2 separate regions of the Homo sapiens genome follow, and region 2 is linked to region 1. Evidence: chromatin loops called from intact Hi-C (ENCODE). Cell type or tissue: gastrocnemius medialis. All regions are shown on one strand. Each heading gives the region's core, and the rest is flanking DNA. Links, peaks and the distances in the headings are about the cores only.

Region 1 (11,519 bases), core at 3,520-11,519:
TCTTTAAGGACTTGGCGGCAGAACAATGACAGCATCTAGTAACTGGGGCTCCAGACCCTTCTAACCAGAGTGACCTTGGAGGAGAAAGGGATCGCCTTTGCCTTAGTCTGTTTCTGCATTTGTAACCTAAAGGGATTCGGATTTACCATTCTAAAACTCCAGGATTAAAATGTGGGTAAGTCTGTGCCTTTCAGCTAAATTTGGAAGTATCACCTCTCAGCCTCCCCAGGGATATGAGGCGGCTTGTGAGGTCCTCTGGAGTCAGAAGATGCCACCACCCCAGAGGATGTGAGCCCACCTGTGGAGGTCTTGATCCCCACCACTAGGATGGGGCAGGTGAGACCAGACCCTTCCCTCTTCCCCACCAGGGTCTCCCCGCAACTTCTGTCCCCACTCTCTGTTGCAGAACAGGCAAGTGGCCAGCTCCAAACTAGGGCCACGCCCACAGCCAGTGCTGAGCATGCTGCACCAGAACAGGTGTTCACCTACCTGGCCCTGATCCCTTTTTGGGAGAACTGGGACAGAAGGCTCTGGGTCCTGGGCTGCACCCAGGATGGAAGGAGGTAGGGAAACAGCATCTCCAATGATGCTGCGGCCAGCCAGGCCTGCCCACTCAGAGCCTTGGCCCAGTACACCCTAGGCAGCAGGCAGGGAACAAGCAACACTCCTGGGTGGCCATTCTATTCCTGTCCTCAGCCCTCCTCAAGGGTCATCATTCCTGGCACTCTATTTAGCCCCAAGGTGGGTGACTACATGAACTCCCTGTGGTGAGGGGTGAGTAGAAGCCCATGGAAGCCTCCCCACTGCCATGCAACCCCATCGCATCTCCACTGAACTCCGAGCAGAAAACGGCTGCCTGATGGGAACTGTCATTTAGGTTCCCAGGCTACTTTGGTGGATCTGAGAATAAATCCCTCAAGACAAGGTCCTTGCTCTGCCCTTCTCCAGGGTGGGACCCAGAGTTACTGGCCCCTCCATCCCATGGAGCCGATTCTGCAACCCTCACTTCCTAAGCACAGGTAAGGCTCACCTGTTCTTTAAAGACCTCCAAAAAGTGTTCTTTCTTGGCTGCAACCTAACTCCCTCCTGCCACACCTAAGGCCCATTTCTTCTGGTTCTGCCTTCAAATGATTCAGAGAGATTAGAGGCAGAGTCATTCCTAGAGTGACATTTTTACTAGTCCACAGTACAACAAAAAAATTAAAGACAAAGGAATGTCTATTTGTTGGCATAAAGTCCATTGACCATCTTTTCTTGGGAATAATTGTTTTCTTTCTTTTTTTTTTTTCTTTTTTTTGAGACAGGTTCTCACTCTGTCACCCAGGTTGGAGCGCAGTGGTGCGATGTTGGCTCACTGCAATCTCTGCCTCCCAGACTCAAGCAATCCTCTCGCCTCAGCCTCCCAAGTAGCTGGGACTACAGGCATGCGCCACCACACCAGGCTAATTTTTTGTATTTTTGGTAGAGACAGGGTTTTGCCATGTTGCCCAGTCTGGTCTCGAACACCTGAGCTCATGATCCGCCTGCCTCGGCCTCCCAAAGGGCTGGAATTATAGGCACGAGCCACCGCGCCTGGCTGGAACTAACAGATTCAGATGATGTCACTCCTATTTTGAGAATTAAAATGTATTTTCTTAGGTCAGGCGTGGTAGCTCACACTTGCAGTCTCAGCACTTTGGGAGGCTGAGGCGAGTGGATTGCTTGAGCCCAGGAGTTCGAGCCTGGCCTGGGCTGAAGCAAACCCCGCCAACCCCCAACAAAAAATACAAAAATTAGCTCAGCATGGTGGTGCGTGCCTGTAGTCCCAGCTATTCTGGAGGCTGAGGCGGTAGGATTGCCTGAACCTGGGAGGCAGAGGTTGCAGTGAGCCGAGATCATGCCACTGCACTCCAGCCTGGGTGACAGAGCCAGACCCTGTCTCAAAGAAACAGAAGTATTTTCTTTAATGATGGTGATAATAGATCGTAGGTATGTTCTCCATGCCCTTAGGGAGCGTAAATTTAAAGCTGCAACTCTTTATGGGAACCTGGCTTTCACTTGTTTTCTGGCTTTGTTTTTCTGTCAAATCCAGAAATCTGGAACCACTGGTTAAAAAGAAGTCTGAGAGCCAAAATACACACAGCCAGCTGTGAGTTACTACCTGCCTTACCCAGGAAAAGGACATGAGCTGCCCAAGCACACACCTCTTTGCCATCTATGCCAGCATTTTTACCTTCAAGGCCGATGTTCTCATCGTGTTAAGTACATTTGAGTTTAGTAAGTAAGTATGGGTTCTAGGCAGGGTTCAAAACCAGTTCAGGGCTGGGCGCGGTGGCTCACGCCTGTAAACCCAGTACTTTGGGAGGCCCAGACGGGCAGATCACAAGGTCAGAGTGGCCAGCCTGGCCAACATGGGGAAACCCCGTCTCTACTAAAAAATACAAAAATTAGCTGGACGTGGTGGTGTGCATCTGTAATCCCAGCTACTCAGGAGGCTGAGGCAAAATTGCTTGAACCCGGGAGGCGGAGGTTGCAGTGAACCGAGATGGCACGACTGCACTCCAGCCTGGTGACAGAGCAAGACTCCATCTCAAAACAAACAAACCAGTTTAGTCATGGACTTAGCTTTGTGATCTCCTTGTGCCTCATTTTCCCCACCTGTAAAATAGAAACAATAAGACTTACTTCATGGGATTGTTTGTGAGGATTAAGTAAAGCACTTGGAACAGTGCCCAACACACAGAGCTCAACAAATGTTTACTATAATCCTAATTATCTCCGCAGGTTTCACCTGGACAACATGTGGGGCGTGGGCAGGCAGTGAGAACACAGATGGTAGCCCTCGAAGCATCCCAGCCTGAAAAGCACATGAGTCAGCCCTTCCTTCCACTTACCCACTACCTCTCACGCTGGTCGTCTTTTTTATTTTTTCTCTCTCTCTCTTTTTTGAGACGGAGTCTGGCTCTGTCACCCGGGCTGGAGTGCAGTGGCGCCATCTCGGCTCACTGCAACCTCCGCCTCCCAGGTTCAAGCAAGTCTTGTGCCTCAGTTTACCAAGTTGCTGGAACTACAGGCACGCACCACCACGCCCGGCTAATTTTTGTATTTTCAGTAGGCTGGATTTCACGATTTCGGCCAGGCTGGTCTCGAACTCCTACACTCAGGTGATCCGCCTGCCTCGGCCTCTCAAAGTGCTGGGATTACAGGCTTACGCCACCACACCAGGCCTCCCTGGTCTTCTTAAAGTCAATCAATCCCAACTCCTGTAATCCATGTAACTGCTTTGAGTGACTCTGGAGCCATCTTTGAAGCCCCCACAAATACCTAAATGAGGAACAGGAGCCCTGCAACACATTCCCCTAAACTGTGTTCCTAAGAACCATCCAACTACCTGTGGAATCCTAAGGCCCCTTCCTCATTCTCTTTACCAGTATCCTGGCAATGGTTGTTTAAGCCTAGTTAATGACAGAAGCTCCAGACAGATACTGTTGGGGGTCCTCTACGAAAAGACACCGCCATTCCCGAGGGTGACGCTGCAGCGGCCCAGCACTTGTGCGCATAGAAGCTAAGGGGAAATTACCCTACCCTAAACTCCAGTGAAAAGCCCTTTGCAGTCCGACAGGCTTGCATTCACATCCCAACAGTGTGGGGTTTGGACAAATTCCATAATCTGAGTCTGTTTCCTCCTCTAGAATGCGAGTCTATGAATTCCTGTCTACTGCCTGGAAGTGCCGCTGTCAGGACTGAGATAATGTGTGTACTTTCGGTGCACAGGGGACGCTCAACACGTGCGAGCTTCCCTTGCAGAAAGCCAAGAGATGAAAGGCTGGGGGCCGCCCCTGCCTTAACGTGGATCCCACACTCTCCGAGATCATCTCCCCAGCTAGCGCTTACTCCTGCCCAGGAACCAGATCCTGGGGCCTCCGGGTAGCTCAGCCTAAGGCGCGGGGAGCAGAGGGGGCCAGCGCCCCCAGAGGAGGAGGTTGCGGCGGGGGGAAGGAGGCCGCGCCTTTCCCCGTCCCGGGCCTCCCCCGGTCTTGCTCTCCCTCCCCGGACTACCTCCTCCCCCCGCGCGCATCCGGCGACGGGCACAGGATGTTCTTTCGCTCCCGTCCCCGCTCCGCCCCCGCTCTCACTTTCTCTTCGCTCCCCTCCCCCACTCCCGCCGCGCCCGGCGCCGGCACCTAGTTTAACTCTTTCTCTCCCGCGCTCGGCGGCGCCTGCGCGCCTCCTAGGCGGGGGTCCCATCCTTCCCGCCCGCCCCCTAGGACGCGGAGCGACGGGGCTGCCCGGGAAGGGGCGGGCCTGGGCTGAGCGCTGGGCCCAGGTTCTCAGGATCTCGTGGCCCGCAGCTGTTGGAGAGGGCTCACTGGGAGCCGGCACTCTCTAGAACCCCCGCTAGTTCACCCGGGTGAGGGTGGGGGTGGAGGTGGGTACCCACACTCGAGACAACTGCGCGCCCGAGAAGGGCGGCCAGGCGGGCTTAGTTAGATGCTGGCCCGGCGGGAGGCGAGTACGGTCAAAGGCCACCAACCTCATCCTCCCCCCAGGTTCGGATGCGGAGGGGCCCAGGGCACCAGGAGACGATGGAGAGAGGCCACGCCCCTCGCGACGTCACTGATGTCAAGGCAACTGGGGGCGGGACGGTGGGCTAGAGAAGGGCAGACCTCGGGGAATTGAGGCTGCTGGTGGCTCTGGGACGGGGTGGGGGTGGGGGCGCAGCGGGGGCGGGCTTTTCAATTTGCTTCACTCAATGATGTCCAAAAAACGGAGTGAGGGTCAGCTTCTGTTCGCTCGTTGATTCAACAGGCATTTATTGAGCGTTATGCTTGGGGCTGTGCTTAGGCACTGGGATATTGCGTGCTATCCGAACCCTGCCAGTTGTTGTGAACTAGGGTAGGGTGGCTCTGCGTCCCTGGAACGGACGTAATTATTAACAGTGCCCCTTTTCAAGTTTAAAGTGTCCCAGTATGGGCAGTAGTTAAGGAACACCTTCCTCCCAATTTAGGAAAGGCTCTAACCATACGGGGAAGGAATATAAACTATTGGGTACAACAGACACTTTCCTGGTGCTTTGTATTCTCTGTAATTTTTGCCCCTCATTCTGCAAAACAAGTGTCACTAGCGACTTTTACAGACGAAGAAACTGGCTCAGAGAGGTTAAGAGACTTACCCAGGGCCAAACAGCTAAGTGTTGGAACCAGGATCCAGACCCAAGTTTTATGTGCCCTCCAAAGTATTTCATGCCCACTTCTCAAAATAAGTAAATGGTATCAAATAAATAAAAGACACTGTCCCTGCCATTAAGGAGCCTACAGCCCATGGGAGAAAGGGTTTAAAATACTGCAGGACATAACTAAGCAATAAAATATAGAAAAGATTAGGCAGGGCGCGGTGGCTCACACCTGTAATCCCAGCACTTTGGGAGGCTGAGGCGGGTGGATCACCTGAGGTCAGGAGTTCAAGACCAGCCTGACCAATATGGTGAAACCCTGTCTCTACTAAAATGCAAAAATTAGCCGGGCATGGTGGCGTTCAACTGTAGTCCCAGCTACTCGGGGAGCTGAGACAGGAGAACTGCTTGAACCGGGGAGGCAGAGGTTGCAGTGAGCCGAGACTGCCCCACTGCACTCCAGCCTGGGCAACAGAGCAAGACTCCATCTCAAAAAATAAAAAAAAAAAAAGGAAAAGATTAAAGGCAGCTCACAGGCTCAGAGGGAAGCCACTAGTTACGCCACTCTCCTTTCCACCTTCTGCCCTCCTCTGTGGTTTTGTTCTCTTACTGAGCAGGCATCTGCCCTCCTAGCAGGCATCTGCCCTCATTCTACTCTGCACCCAAGGTTTTGCAGTTGGTATTTGCCACAACCTCCCTGATATTAACTTGGATGTCAGCCTCTCCCTTCCCCACCAGCCACCACCCCCCGCCCCCCACCAAAGATTTTGGGGAAATGAAAAATAGTGGCACTTCAAACAAAAGGGCCCCAGTGAGCACCAGTAAGCCAATAGGCTTGATGGGACTGGGGAGACCAAGGCAGGAGAGAGAATAGGAAGGATGGAAAGGGAACACCACCAAATGAATGGGTCACGAGGAACATTTGCTGCCCTACTGCTGTGCAGGAGGCACTGCACTAAACCCCGTGGCCTGGACATGCCATGAATGAACTCAGGTCCCATCACAGAGAGTACACAGGTTAGCTAGTGTACTCACTGTGCTTGGTTGAGGAGTCTGAAGTTGATAACATACACAATAAATGATGTTTGAGAAAGATTATTCCAGCAGGGTGTGTAGGAGGAAGGAAAAAGAAAGGACAGTGTGGCAGATGCTGTGAGAATTTGGGCCAAAGGTGGACTCTATGGGGCTGGAGGGGAAAGGGTGAAGGAGAAAAGTAATGAACAAACAATATCTTTTGAAATAAAAGCAACAAAGGGAAGAATTTGATAAGAGATCAGACATAAGGATGGTGAAGGAGAGAAAGCAGTTAAAAATTAATCTACCTTTGCAGTGAGTTTTAGGACTGGGAGGGTCATGGTGGGCAATGGGGAGGAGCTGGTATGAGGGGCATGAATATGAGTTCAGTCACTTCTAGGCCATGTAAGGGCAGGTGTCCTGTAGGTGACTGGACTTGGAGATAGGGAAGTCCAGAAGAGCAGTGGGCTGCTGTCTGAGAGTGTCCCTGTCACAGCCTCGAGCAATCACTGACCTGGGATCACGGACAGATTTCAAGCATCAGGAAGAAGGTGGGAGTAGATGGCAGTGAAGGTGCCTCTCGACTGGGAGATGCAGTGTGCATTGGCTGGGTAAGAGCCTGTGTGGGAAGCGTGATGTGTGTATGGGAAGGGGGTCCACGGCCCAGGCCTGTGTTGGCATCTTTAGCCACAGAGGGTGCCAGAGATGCCACCAGATGGCAGGAGGCCCAGGTGAGGCACTTCAGCAGCCTGAGGTCCCTCCCCTAGGCCCACTCTCAAAGGCCCTGGAGCCCAGGCCTATGCTGCCTGCCAGGGCCTTTCCCGGAACCACTCCTCCCCGCCTGTCCTGGCACTCTCCAGGCACAAAGCATCCCTCAGGGCACTGCGCAGGCACCCCAGGAAGCTGGGACGTGAGACAGGTCCCCACCCCCAGGAATAACCCTGCTCTGGGCTGCTGTCATCCTCACAATGGCCCCACAAGACGCCAGGAGACAGCATAGGGACAGCATAAGTCCCCAGTGGGGACCCCAAATGGGACCCCATTTCCCCTGCATAGAGGGGGAAGGAGGAGCTTTGTGGCTAGGTGGCAGGATCTTTATTGGGTCTTTATTGTGGTTTGGGGGTGGGGGCAGAAAAGCAGGGTCTCGGGCTTCAAAACACCACACCACCTGCCTCTCCCTCCCTCCGAGGAGGAAATCTTCAGGGGCCTAGTGGTTTTGAGGGGAGGGGGCAGGAAGAGACTCTGAACTCTGGGTCAGCTGAGGACAGAGATAGGGGAGATCCTCTTGCCCTATGTCCCTCTTTTCTCCTAGGATCCCCTTCCTCGGCTCCCTACTCCACCACTACCCCAGAACAAACTCCTACCTCTGTTTGCAACTAAGAGTTACATCCCCCATGCCAAGACCTTCCGAGGCGTCCCAGAGGGGTGAGATTTGGGGAAAACAGGACATGTACACAGCAGCTGTGTGCCTGGCCACACCTGTCGGGTGGGGTGAGGAGAGTGCTTCTCCCAGGTGGGCAGAGCCTGCTGCGCTCAGGCTGGGGGCTGGGAGACGCTTTAATAGAGGGGCGAGAAGGCAGAGGGATGCGCAAACCGGCCACGTGGAGGTCTCGCGCGGCAGGCTGGGGCGCGAGCAGAGGAGCGGGCCGTATGCTTGCCCCTCCCGTTCCAGGGAGCTGCCGAGTGCCGGGTCGTCGCTGACCGCAGGCTGCAAGAGCGGTTGATCTGGTGAGCGAGCACACCCACTTACCCAGCTGCTGAGTCAGGCTGTTCTCGCTCGCGCTCGCCCGCCCGCCCGCCCGCTCGGGACATTGTGTTCCAGCCCCGGCGCGCTGGCAGCGGGCCCAGGCGCTCACACCAGCCTCCTCGCCCTGTTTGTGCTCGCGGCTTGCGCTCGGCGCGCAGCCTCCCGGCCGCCGCAACCATGCGATTGCACGCTGGGGCAGGGGTTGGCGAGCAACCTCCGGGGCGCGCGTGGGCCCCGCAGCCCTGCCCACTCACCGGCCTTGGAGCACCCAGACCTAGCCATCCCCCATTTGCCCCTGCTTGGGTACCCCAGGCTTGGGTGGCGCCTGGATTAGCACAGCTGGGGGAGGGAGCAGGTGTGGGGAGCTCTACGAGCAGAAGGAGCCACCCAGGCTGCCGCCAGCGCTCTCCAGCGCTCAGTCCGTGCTTCTCCAGCGCTCAGTCCGGGGGGCGGGAGGAGGATAGCTGGAGCTCGCCAGCCCCAGACTTGCGAGACCTGGGACGCAGTCACGTGACAACGGAAGCCCGTGTTGAGGGGGCCAATTCAAGCAATCCCCAGGAGGAGCCTCCCCTTTCCTAGCCCCCCTTCCCTGATCCTTCACAGAAGCCTGGAACACGGAGACTCCAGGGATTCCCGGGGCTGGCAAACCAAGCCCAGCCCTTTTGGACGGTTTGGGAAATCCCTGGCACGACGCCGGGAGTAGGGAGAGCCCAGACACTGGCGAGTGGGTGTGGACGACAGGGTGAAAGAAGGGCAAGGCCAAGGAAGACGACCCCAAACTGCCCCTGGAATCTGACCCTTCCCTGTGTTTAGCTCCAAACCCCTGGTTTATTCAGAGCCACGTTTTCTCCTTACCCATCCTTCTGTGGAAAGACATCACTAAGTGCTGGTCCTAAAGATCCCACCCTCTCCAAACCAAGGAGGGAACAAAGCATTTATATCGCACGTTTACCGTGTGGAAGGCTCTGTATTGGGTCCTGCTAAAGAATGTCACCATGAGGTTAAGACACAGTCCTGAAGTCCTTTGTTCTCCCTCCTTCCCACCTCCACAGTTTGCTGTGCCATTTCTCATGCCAGGAGTGCCTGTCCTCCCTGTCTACCCATCTCTGCTGCTCCAGCTCATAAAGCTTCCTTGAAACAGTGCCAGCCAAATCTGATTCCTGTCTCCTCTGAACGCCCAGCACACTCAGTTTGTACCTTTCTCACGGCACAGCGTGTGGCCTGTCTCATATTCTAGCGATCTGTTTACTAATCCTGTTCTTCTAACCAGATTAGAAAGTCCTTGAGGCAGAAACAAAGTCTGCTTCTTCTTTGAGCCCTCTCCTCCACTGCCCCCGCCTCCCACCACCATTCCAACTCATCCCCCACAGGCCAGGCTTGGCACCGGAGTTCATGTTCAATAAATATTGGGTGTATTGAAATGATATCCTCCCCTTGGGCAATTGAAGAGACAAACACGCTGGATGTTAGGTTAAATAATAACCCAAGCCAGCAGGTGGTGAGTACCAAATGTGTGTAATAGCTATAGGGACTCAGAAGAAAGAAGGTGGTTCTAGGGAGAAAGATATGGGAGAAAGATCCCAGGAGGTTCTAGGCCTTGAGCTGTGTGTGTGTGTGTGTGTGTGTGTGTGTGTGTGTGTGTGTGTGTGGAGGAGGAGGAGATGGGAGGGGTGGACGTGACTCATTCTGCTTGACATCACCACAAAACAACCTCCACGCTAGGCACTTCACATGCATTATCTCTAATATTTAAGGTTGGGGGGATAGGATTGGGAGGCTTGGAGGGCACAGTGCCCAAGCCAGGCCTGCCTTCCCAAAGCCAACCAGAGCATAGAGGCAGCCTTGGATCTGGGCTCCCCACCCTCAGTCCCTGGGCACTGCCTGTTCTCTGGCCTGCCACTCCTACGTACTACACCCAAGAGAGCTGCCCAGCACTGCCTAGTTCTGGATGCACTCTGGTCCCACCCTGGTGAACAACTGCCTGTGTGACCTTGGACAAGGCACTTCCTCACCGTCATCTGTACCTCTCTTGCAGCCCTTACAGGCTGTGACTTCCAGTCAGTATCCAAGTGATGCTTGCCGCCTTTCCGGGTGTCACCTGGGCTGCTGGGGCTGTCTGCACCCTACATTCCCCCAAACACCCCCATGCATACACACTCATTGCTCCCTCCCAGTCTGGAGCTGCTGAGAGGAACAGGGTACAGAGTGTGAGCAGGGATGGTAGGTTTCCTGTGGTTGCAAAAGGAACATCAGGACTTTCCCTGCGGTGCCCCGAGCTGTGGGAGAAGTGGGGGAGGAGGAGGCAGGGCCAACCTCGAAGGAACCTCTGCTCTCTTCCCTCCCCATTTTAGTGCTCACAGCTCTCAAAAAGGCTGGTACAGTTTGTTACGCTGGGACCGGAATGTACCGTGTGTTTCATATGGCCTCTGTCCAGTCCTACACTGGCCGCTTTATATTTATACTTCCTTCTTTAGCTGTGGCATCCTGCTGTCAGTTACCCCTGCTCTCATCTCCCCATCTTCCACTTGGGCTCCCCAACTCCCCATGGATCAAGAAATGAGTCTCCTGCTTCCCACTCCCCGTCTTTAGGTTCTAAACTCTTGCTGGGGGTGGGAAGGTGGGGTGCAGAGAGACCCTGGAGAAGTTAGACTCCAGAAGGGTGAAGCCCCCAGTCCTTTCTCTCTCCCATCACCCAGCCTTGAAACTGCCTCTAAAGCTGTGGAGTCTCCACACCAGGTCTGGAGTTTCTCTGGACCCTTGAGGCTGATCCCTCTCCCCTTGCCAGCCTTGTTTCCCAAGCCTTTTAGCAATATTCCTGAGCCCAGCTAGACAAGTGACAGCACTATGTAAGTTGCCTCCAAGAGCTCGGCAGACCTGGTAATCACAGATCCTTCCTTGTCAGTCACAGAGAACAGAGGCAGAGGTGGGGGCCTCGCGGCAGGGAGGGGGATCTACCCATCCTCTCACCCCCAGGAGTCACACATTCCTAATGGAATTTGACACTTGATGATTTCTCAATGATTTTCTGAGTTGTGACCAGTTTAATCTCCTCAAAGTGGCTTAGATATTGAGAGATCAATACGTTTATGATCTGGCCTTTCTCCCCCAGGAGCATGGGATATTATTATTCACATTGATGGCTAATCTTGATTGCTTATATGGAGAACTATCTCTGCACACCAACCCCCAACAGCGTTTGGAACCCAAAGACTGTGGCACAGGAGACTCACTACTAGACCCAAGGTTGAGGTTCAGGTCTTTATTTACAGGATCCCATTTACTCCTCACAACAATTCTGGGGTGTGGGTGCTATTGTTAGCCGTCTTTGACAGTTAAGGAAACTGAGGCTCAGAAAAATAACAGAGCTCAGCTGAGATTCACACTCAGGTCTGTCTGACATCAAAGCCAGCACCTTTTTTTTTTTTTTTCTGAGACAAGGTCTCACCCTGTTGCCCAAGCTGGAGTACAGTGGGGAGATCATGGCTCACTGCTGCCTCAACCTCTGGGGCTCAAGCAGTCCTCCCACCTCAGCCTCCTGAGTAAACGTCCCAAGTAGCTGGGATTACAGGTGTGAACCATCACACCTGGCCAAAGCCAGCACTTCAA
Region 2 (9,408 bases), core at 1,409-9,408, 370 kb after region 1:
GCCATACGCAAGACCATATGCATATTAATCAGTAATACCTTCTTTTTGTGGTCATTTCGAAGAAAGAATATGCAGCTAAAGTATTTAATACAGAGGCCGGATGCAGCGGCTCACGCCCATAATCCCAGCACTTTGGGAGGCCAAAGTGGGTGGATTACTTGAGGCCAGGAGTTCAAGACCAGCCTGGCCAACACCGTGAAACCCCATTTCTACTAAAAATAGAAAAATTAGCCAGGCATGGTGGTACACGCCTGTAGTCACAGCCACTAAGGAGGCTGAGGCACTAGAATTGCTTGAACCCGGGAGGCAGAGGTTGCAGTGAGCCGAGATCATGCCACTGCACTCCAGCCTGGGTGACAGAGTGAGATTGTCTTAAAAAAAAAAAAAAGTATTTAGTACTACAGGCCAGGAATTTCTCACCTGTACTACTATAGCCATCTCCTAATCTAGGCCTCTGCCTGTGTATCTCTCTCCATTTTGACCCCTCTAGCATAAATGCTATCAGATTAATTGTCCTGTATAGCAACTATCACATTATTCTCCTGCTCAAAGACCTTCCATGGCTCACACTGTTCTCAGATCAATCTCTGACAACCTCTCAGCTAAGTATGTAAGATTGTCCACAATCATGGCTCCATCTGTTGCCTTGGCCAATCCTATCCTTACTGCAACTTGCTATTAGAGTCAGCCTTCTAAAATGGCTGGCAACAATCCTCACCTTCTGGTATTCACATATTTGTGTAAATCTCTCCTAACCCATAGAAACTGCGAGATAGTGTTTTAAGCTACTAAGTTTTGGGGTAATTTGTTATGCAGGAATAGATAACTAATACTCTTCATTTCCCCTGTCACACCTGAGCTGTTGTTCTTTTCTTCAGTCATATTTGCCCTTCCTACAACATCTCAGCCTGCTGAAATTCTGCCAGGCCTGCAAGGCCCACTCAGATACCAGCGCTCACTCACCCTGAGCCTTTCTTAACTATCCTCTGGAAGCCTTCCCTAGTTCCCCAGTGTCTATCTCCATTACTGCACCTATCACACAGAAGCATTGTCAATCTGTTTATCTGTGTGTAAAATGACAAGGTTATTCATTGCCAAAAAAGACTAGAAGTCACCTGCACATTCATCAATGAATAAGAGAATGGCACATCCAGGCCGTGCATGGTGACTCACGCCTGTAATCCTAGCACTTTGGGAGGCCGAGATGAGCAAATCATTTGAGATCAGGAGTTCAGGACCAGCCTGGCCAACAAAGTGAAACCCTGTCTCTACTAAAAATACAAAAATCAGCTGGGCATGATGGCACATGCCTGTAATCCCAGCTACTCAGGAGGCTGAGGCGGGAGAATCGCTTGACCCAGGAGGCAGAGGTTGCAGTAAGCCGAGATCATGCCACTGCACTCCAGCCTGGGTGACAGAGCAAAAATCTGTCTAAAAAAAAAAAAGAAGAGACTGGCACATCCATACAATGGATGAGCCAACTGTTAAAAAAAAAAGAATGAGGGGCTGGGCGTGGTGGCTCACACCTGTAATCCCAGGACTTTGGGAGGCCGAGGCGGGCGGATCATGAGGTCAGGAGATCGAGACCTTCCTGGCTAACACGGTGAAACCCTGTCTCTACTAAAAATACACACACACACAAAAATTAGCTGGGTGTGGTGGCAAGCACCTGTATTCCCAGCTACTCGGGAGGCTGAGGCAGGAGAATGGTGTGAACCAGGAGGTGGAGCTTGCAGTGAGCTGAGATCGCGCCACTGCACTCCAGCCTGGGTGACAGAGCGAGACTCCATCTCAAAAAAAAAAAAAAAAAAAAGAATAAGGAAGCTCTACATGTCTGGTATGCAAAGATGGCCAAGATATAATAAGTGAAGCAAGGTGCAGACCAGTGAGTATAGCAGACAGGTATCAGGTATCTGCCTAACGAGTAACACTTGGGGCCGGGCGCGGTGGCTCACGCCTGTAATCCCACCACTTTGGGAGGCCGAGGCGGGTGGATCACAAGGTCAGGAGATCGAGACCATCCTGGCTAACACAGTGAAACCCCGTCTCTACTAAAAATACAAAAAATTAGCTGGGCATGGTGGCATGCGCCTGTAGTCCCAGCTACTCGGGAGGCTGAGGCAGAAGAATCACTTGAACCCAGGAGGTGGAGGTTGCAGTGAGGCGAAATCGCGCCACTGCACTCCAGACAGAGTGAGACCCCGTCTCAAAAAAAAAAACAAACAAAAAACAAAGAGTAACACTTGGGAGGCCAAGGCGGGGAGATTGCCTGAGGTCAGGAGTTTGAGACCAGTCTGGCCAACACGGTGAAACCTCGTCTCTACTAAAAATACAAAAAAAAAATTAGCCAGGCGTGGTGGCATGCACCTGTAATCCCAGCTACTCAGGTGGCTGAGGCAGGGAAATTGCTTGAACCAGGGAGGTTCAGGTTGCAGTGAGCCAAGATCGTGCCACTGCACTCCAGCCTGGGCAACAGAGCAAGATGCCGTCTCAAAAAAAAAAAAAAAAAAAAGTTAAACATGGAATACTATATGACCCAGCAATTTCACTAAGTATATTCCCAAGAGAACCTAAAGCATATGTCCACACAAAAGCTTGTACATGAATGTTCACAGCAGTCAAAAAATGGAAACAACCCAAATGTCCACCAATTTACCAATAAATAAAATGGAATATATACACACAATGGAATACTCAGCCACAAAAAGGAATACAGTACTATTATATGCTACAACATGGATGAACCTCGAAAACATGCTAAGTGAAATTGTTCAGACACAAAAGGCTACATATTATATAATTCCATTCATATGAAATGTCCAGGATAGGGAAAGCCATAGAGAAGGGAAGTAGATTAGCAGCCAAGGGATGGAGTAACTGCTGACAGGTAAAGGGTTTTTTAGGTGATAGAAGTGTCCTGGAATTAGTGGTTAATAGAACACAGTTAATATAATATATAAACAACACAGCTAAAATAATATATAAAACCGTTAATATAATATATAAATATATTAATTTAATATAATATATAAAACACAGTTAATATACAAAAACCATCAAAGTACACACTTTAAAGTGGTGAATTTGGTTATGTGAACTATATCTTAATTTTATGCTATAAAAATATGTAGAATATAAAATAAAATAAACTGCTCACATTCTGCCTGTGGCTCAGGCATCAGTCACCCTGTCCATGCCCTCCAGCCCCAAAAGGCTGCCTGTCTCCCCCATTTTTGTGTCCCCTGGCACTTTCTAGCTGCTCACTCGCCCTTCATCTCCCCCGTGACTTCCCACTTTCTGACTCTTGGGCAAGGCCTGGCCCCCGCCTCACTGGATCCACCCTTTCCTGGTGGGTCCACACCACCTACTCAGACCTACTGGAGAGCGTCTGGAGGCTGAGGCACCAGCCCCAGAAGTCACCCCAGATGAGCCGTCCAATGGCCAGGGCTGTAGTTACAAGCGTGTGTCAGCTGAGGGATACAGTTTCACATGGGAACTTAATTATAGCTTGGGAGTGGTGAAGGGAGAGGCGGTGGCGCAGGCTTTGAGGGGACGTACAGGAAGCCAGTGGGTCTCACCAGGCCTGGGATCACAGCAGAACAGATATGATCCAGGCAGGCCCACAGGAACGCACAGCCTATGGAAATCAGCCTGCTTTTAAGCATGAATTCCTAGCCCAACCTGTGTGCAGGCCAAAGTGGCCCAGAAAAGACCTGAGAAGCCACTGACCCTCAGTGCTCAGAAAGGCCTTCTCCTTGCCTACTGCCAGAGACCCCATTTTATTCTGTAAGAAGTGACAGGAAGGCATAGCTTGTTCCCCACAAAATACCCCATCTTCAATTTTCTCCCTTGCTTTGAGATGCGTTTCTGGAACGGAATCTGAGTTACTGATGCATGGAACATCTTCCTCTATGCTCGGATCCCTGCCTACTGCCCAGGGAGATGCCAAGAAGCTGTGCAGCTGCTGCCACACAGGTGTCAGTAGAGCACAGTAGCCAGATATACCAGATGTGTCAAACTACTGGGGCTGGGCACTGCCAGGTGAGGGAAGCAGATCAGGCAGAAAAAGAGAGAATCTCTGGAAAGATCATGGAAAGAGTGGGGCCAGGGTGGAGGAGCAGGTGCCACTGAGACACATTTTCTTCTCCCCTATGTCTGGCCCCTATCTGGGCCCCTTATTCTCCAGGCGTCTTCCTGGCCAGCTTGCTTGCTGTTTCAGAGAGGTCCCTGCAGTCACCTGCTGCCTACCCCGCCCCAACCCATCACCCACGCAGCTTCTTCTCACTGACTCAAGACAGCACCAGGGACCCAGGCCCTCCTCTCAGTTGCTCTTCCCAAGACCCCCACCCCCAGCCCTGGCATTACCCTTCCTATATACTGTCTGTGCATCTTTTTTTCTAAACTCCTGAGAGATTCATCCCTAAAAGCCATAGAAAGAAACCTTCAGACTGGAGGTGGTATCCTTTTCTGGATTTGTATGGAAGGAAAAAAAAAAAAGGCAGGAGTGGTGAGTAGGCAGAGCAGATGGGGCGCTGGACAGGGACAGGGAGAGACACAGATGGGGAGAGGCAGAGTAAGACTTCATGCACCTCTCTACCCTCTGCAAGTCTGGCAATAACATCAAGGAACAACCAGACAGTTCTTCCCAAGTGCCTCCCTCCAGGCCAAATGCCTTTCCCACAAATGGGAGAGGAGGTCGGAGGACAAGCAGACACCACAAAACCACCTGAAAAATGGGAAAGGCAAGTCACAAAACTAAATGTTAAACAGCATCCCATTTCGAAAGACAGAAAAAATAACTAGGTATACACAATTTGAAAAGAACCTAGGTAAGAAAAAAAAATCATATATCAAAGCAGCCACTTATGTGTGATAATATATTACTTTTTTCTCCTCAGTGCTTATCTGTATTTTCTAATCATCTATAACGAATGAGCATTATTTATATAACTAAAACATTTTTAACTAAATTAAAAATGCCATTGGTGGCATCTGATTAATTTCAAAGCTCCCAAATACAGTTTCCTAAAGGTGTCATCCACTGTTTATTACTAGTCAGATAAACAGCTTGCAAGTGGCAGGCCCTTCCTCCATCACCTCGTGCCCAACACCCAGAACCACCTGTCCCCATGGGACACAGACCCCTACCACTCCAGAGCTCATATCCAAAAGCCAGACCCTCAGCAAGGTGTAAAACTAAACATAAGGTTTGGTGGTTACAGGCATCCTTAGGCCAGAAGATTCCTCGCTGCACTGCCCTGCCTTTTCCAGGGCCCAGGCAGGGGCTGGCAGGAGCACACTCCAGGCTGCTGTCACTGGGAAGTACCCTGTGGGGCTCCACAAACAATCACTGGACTCAGGTTAATACCTACGCAGGCCAATGTTCAGATGAAGAGGACGACAAAAATAACATTAAAGTTATTTTTCTTTTTTTATTATTATTTTATTTTTTTAAATAAATAGACACTGGGTCTCACTACGTTGCCCAGGTTGATCTCAAATGCCTGACCTCAGGTGACCCTCCCACCTTGGCCTCCCAAAGTGCTGGTATTACAGGTGTGAGCCACCATGCCCAGCTGCCTTGAAGTTCTGTTTGGTCTAACCAATAATGACTGGCATCCACCTATGGTGCTGGGTGCTGAGGGTCTAAAGACACTAATGAAACAATCATCATTCAGTGAGTGCCTCCTCTGTGCCTTTACATGTATGAGCTCATTTAATCCCCAGAGGTGGAGGGTCTACAGTTATCACCCCCATGCCACACAGAGTCTGGCTCTTAAGCACTACCCCATATTCCCTAGAAGTCCGTAACCTAACCCTGAGAAACAGGCAGTGAGCTACTCCCTTCTCTGTTCCAGGAGGAAGCTCATCCCCCTCTGAGAAGCCAAAGAAATGAGAAGTGTGGCTGTTTCTCTGTCTCGCCTGCCCTCCCAGCCTCTAGCTACCCGAGCTCTATGATCCCTGGGGCCTACAGCTGGCCTGAGGAGGAGCCAGCAGGGCAGGCAGATGGGCACAGTTCCCAGAGACCAGCCAAGGCCACCAGTGAGATGCCATCTATGCCTGCCTCTTCTGATTTCTAGCGCCATCCCTGCACCCCAGCCCCTGCATCCAAGCCAAGAAATGGGAACAGAAATAGAAAAGGCTCTCTAAAAATAAATCGGGGATGGCAAGGTGCAAGAAAAGAGAAAAATATAATGCCACTGCTGGTTTGGGTATAGTGAGTCCTGCTAGCTTAGGCAGGGCCCATGTTGAGAGGGCAAGTACCAAGAGCCCTGGCTCCCTTTCAGCCTCTGCTCACAAGCCTGTGGATGCAACACTTGCATAACTATTTGCACATACCTGGAGAGCCCATGCTGAGGTGACATCAGCAAGAACAGCAGGGCTACTGAACTGAGAAGAACAGGGCTCAAATTCCAATTCCACCACTTGTTAGCTGTTTGACTTGGGCGAGTTAACCTCTCTGATCCTACACCTTGTCTGTAAAATGAGACTACCACTACACACCTCTTGCAGGCTGGTGTAAAAGGAAGGTGATCTCATCCGTGGGGTAACGACTGGCCTAAGGGAGAACATGAATAAAGGCAATTTCCCTCCCTTATTTCTCTCCCTATGTGCACATCTGGGCCAACTTTTCTCTTTTCACTTCACCAGACTGAAGCTGTTGATTAATCACAGCAGAGATTTTTTTTTTCTCTTAAGAGTTCCTTCCACCCTACAGGCCGGGCCCACAGCTTGGCTGGCCAGTCTCTTGTGGTTCTAGGGGCTGCTCACTGTCTTGGAGCAGATCCAGGGAGCCAGTATGCACGACTATTCTCAGGGCCTCCTCTGTCCACTGACCTGGAATGAGACTCTGCAGGAGGCCCCAAGGCCTGCCAAAATTTTGCCTCTTCTCAGTGACCAACAAGAGACTGCTATTTTCTGAAGCCAACAGCAGTCTGGCCAGTCAAGCAGGTACTTTCCAAACTGGAACAACTAGATCCAGCCAGCCATCCTTCCTAGAAGGCCCTGCTATGTAGTGATCAAAGACATGGGCTTTAATCACTTGGGTTCAAATCCCAGCTCTGCCATTCATTAGCTGTGCAACTTTAGGCAATTTTCCTAACCAGTCTGAGCCTCAGTATCCTCATCTCTAAAAGGGGTACAATGGTTCCTACCTCTCAGGGTTGTTGTGTGAATCAAAGTGATATATGTAGTGATCAGCACAATGCATTCAACATGTGGGAGCCATATTCTACTCAGATCGTTACTAGGTTATCTACCGGCTCAGCCATGGAAAGGGGATTAGACACAGGTGGGGATAGAAGTCAGCTGTGGGAGTCCCACTGGGGAGACCAAGAGGGGTGAAATGGAAAGAAACAGCGGGCCAGGGGGGTTGGACTTCCTCATGGGCTGAAGAAGGCCATGGAGGGGAACCTCTCAGAAACCACCCAGAACTACGCGGTGAATGGCCAGCCTGCACTGCTAGATACACAGTGCCATGCCAACACTGCCATGGAACTGCTTTCATCATTCAGAAAGAGGAGGCTGCTTTTTCCCCCTCTTCTAATATTTTTAAGTGACTATGTTTGCCTGCTGGTAGTCCCTAAGTATGATGGGATAAATATCCCATGGAAAGGAACTGAGGAACATGGGCCTAAAACTCGTGAGGTGGTGTGAGGGGGAGGAGAGGAGAAAGAAGGGGCAAAATGCCAAGCAAAGTAAAAGCTGTTATGGCACTTCAGGGCCACCAATCTCGTCTCTAACTTCATCTCCTGGTCTCCTCCCTCCCTCTGTCCAGCCACGCTGGCCTCCTCGCTATGCGTTGAACACCTCAGCTGTGTCCCAGTGCAGGGCCTTGGAACTTGCTTTCCCTCTGCCTGCGAGATTCTTCCCACAATAGTTCACTCTCCTCTTTCCACTTAAATGTCACCTTCGTGGTGAGACCTTCCCCGGCCCTCTATGTGGAACTGCCACTACCCTCCTTTCTGCTTAGTTTTCTAGAGAGCATCTGAAGCCATCTCACATGCTGTTGACTTAACTCTGGCTCCCTCCACTTCCCCCACCTCAGTTACCACGAGAGCAGGAGATTTTTTATCTGCTTTGTTTATCCCTTCATCCCCAGTGCCTAGCACATAGGAGGTACACAATAAACATTTATTGAATAAATGGAAGAGGAGAGGGGAAGATGGAATTAGAATCAGATTTTAATAATCCTACATCCTCACTGGTCTGAAAGAACTCTTTGTTCATGATATCACTGAAGGTGCTGGGAGAGTTCCAAAGCAAGGATCGGGTACCATATGAGGCTTTCTCTCTTGCTTCCAAGAACTCCCCAACAGGTTCCCCCAAAGTGCAGATTGTTTCAAATACTGGTTCAGGAAAATGCTGGGCCTATGCTCTCCTTGTGCCATGAGAGGGACGCCTTAAAATAAGAACAGGGATCAGCCAAGCCACCACTTGTACCTGGAGGCAGATGAGCCCTGTATTAGTTTCCTACTGCACTGTAACAAATTACCACATTACCACAAACTTAGCGACTTAAAACAAAACACATTTATTCTCTTACAGTTCTAGAGGTCAGAAATTCAAAATTAGTTTCACTGGGCTAAAATCAGTGTGTTGGCAGGGCCACACTTCCTCCAGAGGTTCTAAGGGAAAACAGTTTCCTTGCCTTTTCCAGCTTCCAAAGCTACGTTCGTTGCATTTTTGGCCTTCTCTTCCACCTCCAAAGCCAGCAGTGTAGCATCTTGCTGCAGTAGTCACATTGCCTCCTTCTCCTGTGTCCAATCTCTCTCTCTGGCCCCCACTCATAAGGACACTTGGGATTGCATTTAGGGGTCCACCCAGATAATCTAGGATAATCCCCTCATCTCAAGATCCTTAATTTAATTACATGTGCAAAGTCCATTATGTCATATAATATTCACAGGTTACAGGGGTTATAAAGGGGTATATTTTGGGGGCCACTATTTAGCTTACCACCAAGGAAGCAAGCTCCAAAAGTTTGGAAGAAACACAGTTCAGATCCCTGGTCCACATGAAAGAAGTGTCAGATTAGGAGCCTTGGCAGCGTCCCCAGGCCAGGGTCTTTCTTTAACTGTAACTGCTTGCTATTTAAATAGGCAGCAGGCCAGGCATGGTGGCTCATGACTGTAATACTAGCACTTTGGGAGGCCGAGGCAAGTGGATCACTAGAGGTCAGGAGTTTGAGACCAGCCTGGCCAAGATAGTGAAATCCCGTCTCTACTAAAAATACAAAAATTAGCTGGGTGAGGTGGCGCATGCCTGTAATCCCAGCTACTTGGAAGGCTGAGGTAGGAGAATTGCTTGAACCCGGGAGGCGGAGGTTGCAGTGAGCCAAGATCACACCACTGCGCTCCAGCCTGGGGCACAGAGTGAGACTGTCTTAAAAAAAAAAAAAAAAAAGTA

Evidence for each region. Peaks named below come from ENCODE experiments on the same cell type or tissue, not always from the same donor. Only the 100,000 strongest peaks of a DNase experiment are listed, where the experiment ranks them.
Region 2: it touches region 1 in a loop (3.0-fold over the local background); 2 of 110 quality-filtered maps call a loop at or near these places.

The regions. Positions count from the first base shown.
Region 1 is chr6:35,724,580-35,736,098 of GRCh38, reverse strand. LOC285847 (a long non-coding RNA gene) reads left to right here. Exons shown (of 10, transcript NR_027117.2): 2 at 221-336; 3 at 735-1,019; 4 at 2,072-2,256; 5 at 3,672-3,906; 6 at 4,530-4,607; 7 at 6,593-6,777; 8 at 7,479-7,591; 9 at 7,839-7,894; 10 at 8,966-9,337. It also overlaps a transcript of FKBP5 not described here and a transcript of ARMC12 not described here. Among named protein-coding and RNA genes, the nearest start is that of ARMC12, 6.7 kb to the left of the region's middle. RefSeq lists enhancers at 3,973-4,267, 7,386-7,435, 7,713-8,007 and silencers at 3,788-4,317, 4,698-4,827, 7,946-8,175, 10,081-10,257. In gastrocnemius medialis, for the core only: no CTCF peak of the experiment used is centred there; DNase peaks (open chromatin) are centred at 4,058, 4,578, 7,848, 9,858 and 8 weaker places; H3K4me3 peaks cover 5,262 bases; H3K27ac peaks cover 8,000 bases.
Region 2 is chr6:35,357,536-35,366,943 of GRCh38, reverse strand. All of the region lies in intron 2 of PPARD (peroxisome proliferator activated receptor delta), which reads right to left. Among named protein-coding and RNA genes, the nearest start is that of PPARD, 20 kb to the right of the region's middle. RefSeq lists an enhancer at 5,520-6,416. In gastrocnemius medialis, for the core only: no CTCF peak of the experiment used is centred there; DNase peaks (open chromatin) are centred at 3,453, 3,973, 6,013 and 6,333; H3K27ac peaks cover 7,117 bases.